2 separate regions of the Homo sapiens genome follow, and region 1 is linked to region 2. A link is a loop called in an ENCODE intact Hi-C map of the cell type or tissue named here. Cell type or tissue: gastrocnemius medialis. All regions are shown on one strand. Links, peaks and the distances in the headings refer to the core of each region. The heading gives the core; the rest is flanking DNA.

Region 1 (5,379 bases), core at 103-5,102, 63 kb before region 2:
GTGGCCTTGTTACCTGTGTGTTGTTACTAAAGTCCTGAGTTTCCACTAGGCTTCCTCTGACACTATCCCACTAGGGCAGGGAAGCAGTGTTCTTGCTGCTGGTTGGGGACAGAAAACCAATCTCTCCCTGTGGTCTCCACTAACACCATGGCAGGAAGGGGAGTGGGCAGTAATGTCCCTACTTGGCCTTGTCTGATGACACACATAGTACCAGAAAGGGGCGTTGGCTGTCTTATTACAGACTGGCCAGGGTAGACATCTAGGCTGCAGGTGGCCTTTGCTAGCCTGAGCTTTTCTTTCATGTTTGACTTGCGCATGCAGTGGTTACTGTGTAAAATATTTCTGTCTTTCTTGAATGACCCCATTTCTGGTGCTTTGAGTAGAGAAAGCAGGAGGGTATTTTGTGTTTCTTTTGTTGTTGCTGTTGTATGTATGTGTGGTGTTTTTGTTTGTTTTTGGTTTTGGTTTTTTGTTTGTTTGTTTTTGCCCAGGCTGGAGTGCAATGGCATAATCTCGGCTCACTGCAACCTCCGCCTCCCGGGATTCAAGCGATTCTCCTGCCTCAGCCTCCGGAGTAGCTGGGACTACAGGCATGTGGCACCACGCCCAGTTAATTTTTTTGTATTTTTAGTAGAGATGGGGTTTCGCCATGTTGGCCAGGCTGGTCTCAAATGACTGACCTCAGGTGATCCACCCACCTCAGCCTCCCAAAGTGCTGGGATTATGGGTGTGAGCTACCGTGCCTGGCCTTTGTGGTTTTTAAAATCTGCATCTGTTTGCTCTTCTGGGTTGCTGGCTTTTCAACTCCAAGTCAGGGATGTATAATGCAAAAGGAAGCCCAGGGAACTCATTGGTATTGTTCCTTGGGTCCCAAAGTCCCTTCTTGGTGTGCTTCATTCTCTTCACTACTCAGAATCTTCTTATGTTGGTTTTTTTATATAATCTCCAGTGATTTTAGTTATTCTTAGCAAGAAGAATAAGCAAAAATTTTCTTACTTTATCTTCCCAGAAGATGATAGCTTGTTTTTATATGGGAAAAAAGCCAACATTAAATAGATTGTGAGATTTCCCAGGTTCCTAGGTAATTGCAGAAGTGAAAACAAAACCTTTCTTTCACTTGAAATCTCATATTCTTTCCAACACACTATACTAGTATTTTTATTCTGTATTTACACTGTAAATTATATATTTAGTTATTTATTTGAAATAAACTGTTGTACTATTTTCTCACCATTTCATGCATTTAATCTTTCCACATTAAAAAGAAAAAGATAGCCCAAAATCCCATCATTAATTTGTCCATTAGTAGGTGAATATATAAGCAAATGTGGTATATTTATACACATGTATATTTGTTTCAGTGTATATTTGTATATAACATGTCGTGTATACCCATACAATAACACACTACTCAAAATGACAATGAACTATGGAGCTATGCAGCAGCATGGGTAGATCTCAACAATGTTACGTTCAGTGAAAGAGTCCAGATTATAGAATGCTGTTTACATGATGCTCCAGAGCTGGCAAAACTAAGCTATGATGAAAGAAATCAGATTCATGTCTGACTAACGTGGGGGAATAGCTGGCAAAAGAGCATAAAATAATCTTCTAGGCTTATGAAAAGTCATATATCTTAATCAGGATGTGGATTAGACAGGGGCATCCATTTATCAAATTCATCAAATTATACACTTAAAATCTGCTGCTTTTTATTCTACGTAAACTGTATCACAATAAAGTCAATCTAGGGAAAAAGAAAGGTTGGCTTCACTCCATATTTTTCTTCTGTGCTTCCCAAGGCATGGTAGTAATACTTGACTGTAACATAATAGAGCAAGTGGAGTTGAAATAAAATGCAGTAGAATGAGGCAGTGTGCAGCGTTGTGGAGTGGAAGGAACGGGGTGGGACAGAAGTAGATTTTATTACTTGGCTGAGAAGTCTAGGAGGTAGTGTTGCTAAAGCATTGGAGTTCAGTGTCTTCTGGAGACCACACAGTCCGTCCTGCTAATGCTCAGTGAGTGGATGAGGAGTAGGAGGAGGTCTCCTTCGTGTACTAGAGGACTCCATTCTCCCTGAGAGTGGCTCTGAGGATTGGAGTGGACTGTGCCAATGAGAAAGTGAGGGTGAGGAGTGCTCACATATCACCTCCCTATAGTCGGAAGTCGTGTGTCTGCCTCATGCTGGAAGCTTCACAGGACACAAATGAGACAGACACAAAGAATCCAGTGTGAGAAACGCAAGCTCCTAATTTCTTCATGGCAGTGAAAGGTGAGCTTACACAATACCATGAATCGAGTTCTAGCACATCAGTGGCCTGTATGGGCTGAACATCATTCAGTAGTGGAGACTCTCCATTGCAATGCCTGCTTCATAACCCTGGACTCTCTTACTGAGGCACATTTAAGAATGTCTGCGGGTACCACCTGTGCCAGGCCCATGAACACTTACAGGACAGAGTATGCAACCAAGGATGTTCGGGTCACATAGCCTGCAAACCTCAGATCAGGCAGTTGGGTATTAATTGCTGTATCCATTAATGCATGTGAGATTCTCCACTAACAAAGTAAAAGTGGGAGAGCAACTAGCATTTAAAAATAGAGTTGAAATGGTGGAGAAAGGCTGCCACAGCGAGAAGCTGCCAAGATTCATCATTAACCGAGTGCAATTCCTAGTCAAAGCTGACTGTGCCAAGGAATTCTTGTCCTATGGCCCTAGCTCACTGTTCTGCTTAGCAGGATTTAGAAACAAACCCAAACAAAACAGAGACTTTCACAAGGCTGACCTCTTTAAGAAATAATTCTATTCCTGGAGCCATGGTTGACGGTGGTATTGCTGCATAATGATGCCATATGGCCACACTCCCAGTTTCAAATCACACCCGAGGTTAGGAGAATGTCCTGATTATTCATGAGGCAATATCATATCAGAAGCACTAATTTGCAGTTTCATGCTTGTCCAACAGTCATGCCTTTGTTCTTGGACTCTCTGGGTGGGTGTGCGTGGCACAGACACACTCACATTCACCCACATGGCTGTAATGACATTACTCTTCCTTCAAGCACTGCAGCCATCCCTGGTTGCATTATCTATTCCACAAGTGTACACAGTCGGGTACACCTTTGGTACTAACTCACTCCTGCAACCCCAACTGCCCAAATCTCCTGGGCAGGAGGCTGGGACTCAGAGCAAGCCTCCCAGTGAGCTGTGTGGGGGCCATCCTTGAGCCCCTGTCCTCTCTCTGCTCCCCCTCCATAAAGAATCCACCTCTCTCTCCATAAAGAATCCACCTCTCTCTCCATAAGGAATCCACCTCTTTCTGTGTCTCTGAGCATGGCCAAGATGGCTGGTCCTGCTCCTCGTCCTGCACAGGAACCCACCTCAGTGACAACATTTAAAAGCTACTATTTCCAGTGCTGATGACCATTTTTCCTTCAGCAAACCCCGGTCACAAGACCTTGGTCTTTCTGTTTGGGAAGGTCCACAGAGGTGCTCTTTTCTGCTGTCACTGATGGAAAGGGATGGTCGGGGTGGTCTCTGGTTCTCTGTCCAGGCATTCTTACAGAGGGCAGAGTGACCCCACCTGCCAGGCCCTTCAGCAAACCATCTGTACAAGGGGGAGCTCTGGCCTGGCTCTCAAAGTCTGAGTGGGTAAGAGTGGAATAGAGGGAGGGCAGCAAGGGGACGCTCAGGCAGAAGGACAGGTTAGTCGCTGGAGCAAGTCGCAGAGGGCTTGTGTGCCAGGCTGGAATGAAAAGCAAACCCAAAAGAGAAACTCCAAAAAGAAACACAGACCTGGTGGAGAGCATAGGTCTGGCGGGCCCTTTCCATGAAGAGCTCGCTGCTCCAGGGACTGAAGGCTGCAGCGGTCAGGCCCACTGTCAGTTCAGCACCACAGCTGTAGAGAGCCATTCGCTCAGGGCACCCCAGACAACCAGGACTCTATTAGGCAGGAGCACAGAGGCCTGGCCACCCCGGGCCCAACTCAGGACAGCCCCAAAGGCCATTCTAGCCTGAGGACCCCCAGAGCAGGCAACAGAGCCTGTCCTCGGTGCTGCCTCATAGCTCAACCTCCTCCCTTTCCTTCATAGGCACTGACCCTGGGGACGCTTCTCAATAAACACCCGCCCTGCCAAAGCCCATCTCAGAGGTGGCTTCCCAGGGATCCCAACCTATCACATGAGCTTTAAGATTGGGATGGCGCGGGGGTCATGGACATCAGGAGAGGTTTTCAGGAAGGGAAGGGCGTTCTGAGAGCCCCATGACACTCAACTCAGGCCTACTTCGGTCTGAGCAGGAGGAAACAGGTGCAGTGGAGGAATCCCATGGAAGCTGTGGCACTAGCATTGTCGGACAGTACTCCTCAGGGGGCCCCACAGCAGCCCAGATCCCTGTGGGAGGGTGAAAGGAAGGAGCGACCCGTTGGCAGGTGGGGTCACTGCAGGGTGGCACTGATGGGGACACACTGAGCTCAGGGATAGGGTGGAGGTGGACTGGACTGAGAGCAGCGTCAGAGGGGAAGGCACTGCAGCAGGGGCCCGACATAGGCAGAGGCAGGGGTACATGGTAGGGGTGAGCAATGGTGTAGGGTGCCCTCTGAGGCCGAGAGGGAGCACTGTGGAGGCTCGACCCCCACCCCCGCAGCTGCGCAGAGTTGGGGAGATTCTGGCAAAGGCTGCTCTTCCAAAGGCCTGTGGGGAGGTCCTTGCAATGGCAGGTGGGATGGCTAGAGTGGTTCATGACATGCCCAGAGCCTGGCCTTTATCTCATGCAACAGGCACCTACTGCCTGTGCCAGCACAGTGCCTGTCCTGCATCAGGGCTTGCGGGGGTCAGAGGTGGGGACACCCCAGAGGGAGACTGCTGCAGCAGAGGTGGGGGCTGCACTAACCTGGAAGACCCTGTGGAGAAGACACATTGGCAGGTCAAGGCCTGGGCTCTGGAGCTGGAAGGGTGGGCTGAATCCGTGAGGCCCTTTGGGGCCCACTGGCTCACATTCCTAAGGAGGAAGCATTTCCCCTGAGGGCATGTGGGAGCTGCTCCCCCAGGGTGGGGTGGGTGAGCTGGGAGAGCCACCAGGTGGAGGTGAAGGTGTGGGTCAGAGCCCCATAGTCAGCTGTTAGATTGTTTCTAAAACAAAAGTAAAGGGGGTCTGAATGAGGTTGAGTTTCTCTTTAGGGCAATAGGCACATACTTTGGCCGACTCAGACGCCTGTTCTCCTCCATTTTCTTGGCTTGTTTTCTGAAGAAATAAGTCTCACAGCACTGTGGAGGGTGTGTGTGTGTGTGTGTGTGCATATCTTTTGGGGTGCGGGCTATTTTCTCCAGTCTCCAGTGGGAGGTCACCTCATAGCCCCGCTCATTTCCTCCAGCCATGGG
Region 2 (5,379 bases), core at 75-5,074:
TATATTTAAATTCCAAAAATATTCAATTCTGTGTCAAAAGCAAATTGCACAATCATATTTAGAGTAACATGTTACTAAATATTATTTAGAGTAACATTTTAAAACTCTACAAATTAGCACTTTATGTTTTGAGGATGGGAATAGATGCAGAACAATTGTTTATTGATACTTGACACAAATGTTCCTATCTCTGGATGAGGGACACGGATGCCCTCAAGGAGGGGTATGCGAGATCCTCAGATTGCTTAAAAATCTGAAGCCAACGGACAACATATTCAAACTTGCTAAAGCTGGTGGTGAGGAAATGGGTGTTCATTATTTTATACAATTTCTCAAGTAATAAGAAGGAGACAACAGGAAAGGGAAGGAAAATAAATCAAGTCTCCAGTGCTCTGTTTCCACAGCCTCTGCAGTAGACTTCCTGGAGCCCTTGACTGTGGTTGCAGCACAGGAGGCCTGTGCCTTGCAGAGGCAGCAGGCACAGGCGGCCAGGAACATGGCCTCATCTTGCCCATCTCCTGTAGAATGGGGCCCTTTCGGTGTGAGGAGGGCATGAGGAAGCATCAAGGAGAGCGTGGACAGGCTGCGAATCCCTTAGTGTCCCCTCTCAGTCTCCCTGGAAGACTACAGTGAGGGTCTCAGGTCACCTGGCTGAATCTCACATCACAGTGAGCAGCGTAGCTGGGCCTGCCACCACCATGGAGTGAAGGACCTCTCATAAATGGCTTGGAATCATCCACCTATCATATAATGCACACACCAACCAGGAAGGTCCAACGCACATCTTGTTACTTCCAGGAAATCACTTTCTGCCCTGCAGACCTCTCCCTTCTCCAAAGGCCATGTCTGCCCGATCCCCACTTATCAAAGGCAACTGGCCCCATCCACCTCACTGCCTGGCACATGCAGCCAGCACAGGGCCACCTCTCCTGCTGTGACGGGGCTTATGTCACCACTCTGCCTGCCCCTTTGGTGTAGTTTTCCTTGCTCTTGTTTTCTCTGGGAAAGGAGGTCTCACACAGGTGGACATTAGATCATGGTCCTGCAGTGGGGGAGCTTCTGGGATGAGGCTTCCTCAGCTGAACCCCAGATGGGACCAGCCGGCTCAGTGCCAGGCAAGGAAGAGCTTCAGCCTCCCTTTCTGGGGCAAAGCCTGTGCCTGGGAGTTCATGGCATGAAGGGACAGAACCAAACGAGGGTCCCCCAATGTGGCAAATCCCCAAGAGAAAAGAAGGAGAAGCTAACTGAACACATGCACCCAGCTTCTACTCCCAAATGTACCAGTTAGATAATTCACTCCTCCTTCCCTCACAGAGAGTGTGGGGGCAGAGAGGAGGCCCTTCTGCATGGAATGAACAGCTAAGACCTTCCCCTTATTTATGTTGTGTTGGTATTTGTTGCTATTTTGGCCAGCAAATGGGCTAGGCCATTTGTATTCACTTCTCCTTTTGCCCTCCCCTCAGTAGCACGAGGTATGAACTTTCCTTAGAATAGAGATGACAGTAACAGTGGGTATCAGAGCTGTGCTTAAAATCCAAGTCCAACTTGGAGCCAGAGCTTCTGCTGGAGAGCAGACTGCTCTGTGACTGCAGGTACGAGGTGCGGAAATGAGGGCCTGTGGGCCCTGGGTGCAGACCCCATGCGTGGGCCTGGACCCAGCTCTGTTCGTGGGATTGTGGGTAGGCTGGATGCTGGGGGTGGGAACCCCACTGTCAACAGTCATGGATTGGCCTGCCCTGAATCCTGTGAATGCCGCTGTAGGGGAGGGGACCGGGAAGGGAGGAAGAGGCTGCTAGCTGATCTTGGTATAGGACTCTCACTGTGATTCCAACCTCTCTGGAGACAGATCAGCACTGGGTGGGATGTCAGGGCTGAGCTGACACAGTTCTCTCCCCACAGTCAACTCCACCAAGGGTCAGTTGTTCTGGTGGAACGACTGTGTGCCCATAGTCTAAGATAAATTATCAACAACAAGTCTGTTTAATGAGCACAGACATTTGGTTGAGAGCATAATGAAAATAAATCTGCAAAGCATTTTCAGCTGATTTCCCCATTTAGGGTCTGTCATATTAGCATGGCTTTCTGGTTTACAAAATAAGCCTACATGAAGGCACAATTAGAACCTCCTGAAAAATCTTTATTCCCTTTCCTTGTTGATTTAAAATATGGCTTTCCTTATTCTTCCTCAGCACCCTGGCACAGAATGCAATGTGCTCCTAACCCCACCCTGTCTGCTCAGCCCACTGAGGACTACAGGAATGAAAGCCTGGGCTCTGCCAGTCACTGGGCAGGTGCAGAGAATGCTGTTGGGGCAATCCTGGCATGGGTTGCTGCCTTCTAGAACCTGTGTGTGGATTCAGATGTCACTGTCTCTCAGGATTTTGGCAGGAGAGCTAATTTTGATACAAGATACACAAAGAGAAAGCATACCTCTCTTTTCACAGCCAAGCACAAGGCTGCAATGTACAAGGGATACAGAGATCCGACCACTGAACGCCTTACATTTTATGCACAAAATGCCTCCCTTCTCAGATTTAAAAAATAAAAAAAAGCAAGTGGGCTGGGCACAGTGGCTCATGCCTGTAATCCCAGCATTTTGGGACACCAAGGCAGATGGATCGCCTGAGGTCAGGAGTTCGAGCCCAGCCTGGCCAACGTGGTGAAACCCCATCTCTACTAAAAATACAAAAAATTAGCCAGGCGTGGTGGCATGCGCCTGACATCCCAGCTACTCGGGAGGCTGAGGCAGAAGAATTGCTTGAATCTGGGAGGTGGTGGTTGCAGTGAGCCAAGATTGTGCCATTGCCCTCCAGCCTGGGTGACAGAGCAAGACCCCATCTCTAAGTAAATAAATAAGCAAGTTATGATTTATTTCCACAAATTATGCCAGAGGTGGGGGATGGGAGCATGCCAAGGTTGTGCCCCCACTCTATTTTCTAACTTCTTTATAAGGACTTTCAAATAGAAAAAAGTGGAAAGAACTTGAAAGCAAACACCCGGATACCTGCTTTAGTTCATTTTCTGCCACTCTAACAATACCAGAGACTGGGTGATTTACAATGAACATAAATTTATATAGCTCATGATTCTAAAGGCTGGCAAGTCCAGGAGCATGGTGCTGGCATCTGGTGAGGGCCTTCCTGCCGATTCATGACAGAGCAGAAAGCATCACATGACTAGACAGCAACAGCATGCATGACAGCTCAGCTGTCGCTCCCTCTTCTTATAAAGCCATCAGTTCTGATGACCTCTGTAAATCCTAATTACCTCGCATGGCCCCACCTCCCATCAACATATGAATTTACGGATTAAATTTCCAGTACATAAAATTTGGAGGACGCAATCAAACCAAAGCATTAGTCCCTCACCCCTAAAATTCATGTCCTTCTCACATGCAAAATACATTCACCCCCATCCCAATAGCTCCAATGTCTTGACTCATTCTGGCATCAACTCAAACATTCAAAGTTCAGAATCTCACTTGAATCAGATACATGTGAGACTCAAGGCATGATTCATCCCATGGCAAATCCCATCCAGCTGTGAGCCTTTGTAATCAAAATGAGTTGTCTACTTTCAAAATACAATGATGGGACAGGCATGGGATAGATATTACCATTCAAAAGGGAGCAACAAGAAAGAAGAACAGATAACTGGTCCCAAGTACAAAACCCAATTGGGAAAACAACATTAAGTCTTAAGACTCCAGAATATCCTTTCACTCTATGTGCTGCCTCCCGGACACACTAGTGGAAGGGTTGGGCCCGCAAGGCCTTAGGCAGCCCCACCCCTGTGGCTTTGGTGGGCTCAGTCCACACTTCAGTGCTTCCAGGCTGGTGTTGCATGCTGGGAACTCTACAGTTGTGGGGTCCTGGTGGTGGTCCCAACTCTGTAGCCTCATTAGGCATTGTCCTAGTAGGCACTCTCTGGGGTGGCTACACCCCTGCCACAAGTCTCTGCATGGGCCCCCAGGTTGTTGATATATCCTATGCAATCTCAGTGGAGGCTGCTGTGCCTCCACAGCTCTTGCTTGCATTCTGCACACCTGCAGAGTTAGCACACCATGGTCTTCACCAAGGTTTATGACTTGTACCTTGCAGGGTAGTGGGTCAAGCTGCACCTAGACTCACTAGAACCACAGCTGGTGCAGCCAAGCATTACTGCACCAGAATACAGGGATCAGAGACTGGACCCAGGCTGTAGCTCATCTGCTGAAATTGTATGTGCTGGAAGTTTAATTGCTGAATTCATTTTGATTGGAGGCAGGCCATTGAGAGGTCATTAGGACTTTAAAAGATCATTAGGATGAAGCCCTGGTGATGGAACTGCTGGTTTCATAAAAAGAGGAGGAGACACCTGAGCTGTCATGCACAGTGTTGCAATCAAAGATCTCTAAAATGCCTTCGAGTTTTTCCCCCATTGTTTTGATGAATAGCCTCTGGCTTTGTTCTATCCACACTAGTTTTCTTATCAGTCAGTCACTTGGTCACACTCTTGGTTTCCTCTGCTGAAAATGCTCTTTCATTCTCTACCGCATGGAAAGGCTTTTTTTTTTTTTCAAATCTTTATATACTGCTTCCCTTTTAATTATACATTCCATTTCAAGTCATTTTTTAACTCCCACATCCCACTGTCTACAGTTAAAAGTAGCCATGCAGCAGTTAGAATGCTTTGCTCCTTAGATGGTTCTGCCAGATATCCTAGTTCATCACTCTTAAGTTCTACATTCCATAAAGCTCTTGAGCATGGATACAATTCAGCCAAGGCCTTTGCAACTGTATAACAAGAATGGCAAGGATGGCCTTTACCCTAGTGTCCAATACCTTGTTACTCAGTTCATCTGAGACCTCAGCAGAATGGCCTGTACTGCCCAGATTCCTATCAACATTTTGGTCATGGCCACTTAATCTCTAAGAAGATTCAGGCTCTCCCTAGTCATGAAGTATTCCTCTAAGTCCTCACCAAAATTGCCCTTAGTGCTCCATTCATGTCTTTACCAATTAGTCATTTCCAAAACTTTCCAGGTATTTCCACATTTCAGGTATTTACAGCAACCTTTTCAGGTATTGATAGCAACAGCTGGGTACCAATTTTTTGTCTTAGTTGGCTTTTTGTTGCTATAATTGAATAACTCACACTGGATATAAAGGAAAAATTTACCTCTTACAGTTCTGGGGGCTGTGAAGTCCAAGATCAGGTGGCTGTGTCTGGTCAGCTTCTGGGGAGGGCTTTGTGCTGCATCATGATATGGTTGAAGGCAACACAGTGAGAGAGCAAGAGCATGTGTGTCAACTCAGGTCTCTCTCCTTCATCTTACAACCCCACAAGCCCATCATGGTAACCCCAGCCTGATGACTTTATCTAATTCCAATTAGCTCC

What was found. Hi-C counts contacts between places; a loop is a spot of excess contacts. Peaks named below come from ENCODE experiments on the same cell type or tissue, not always from the same donor. Only the 100,000 strongest peaks of a DNase experiment are listed, where the experiment ranks them.
Region 1: a loop joins it to region 2, with 14 times the contacts of the local background. A loop is called at or near these places in 1 of 110 quality-filtered maps.

The regions. Positions count from the first base shown.
Region 1 is chr2:129,299,156-129,304,534 of GRCh38, reverse strand. No RefSeq gene overlaps it. Among named protein-coding and RNA genes, the nearest start is that of LINC01854, 28 kb to the right of the region's middle. RefSeq lists an enhancer at 4,720-5,221. In gastrocnemius medialis, for the core only: no CTCF peak of the experiment used is centred there; DNase peaks (open chromatin) are centred at 2,184 and 2,964; H3K27ac peaks cover 2,697 bases.
Region 2 is chr2:129,236,288-129,241,666 of GRCh38, reverse strand. No RefSeq gene overlaps it. Among named protein-coding and RNA genes, the nearest start is that of LINC01854, 35 kb to the left of the region's middle. In gastrocnemius medialis, for the core only: no CTCF peak of the experiment used is centred there; a DNase peak (open chromatin) is centred at 2,316; H3K27ac peaks cover 1,421 bases.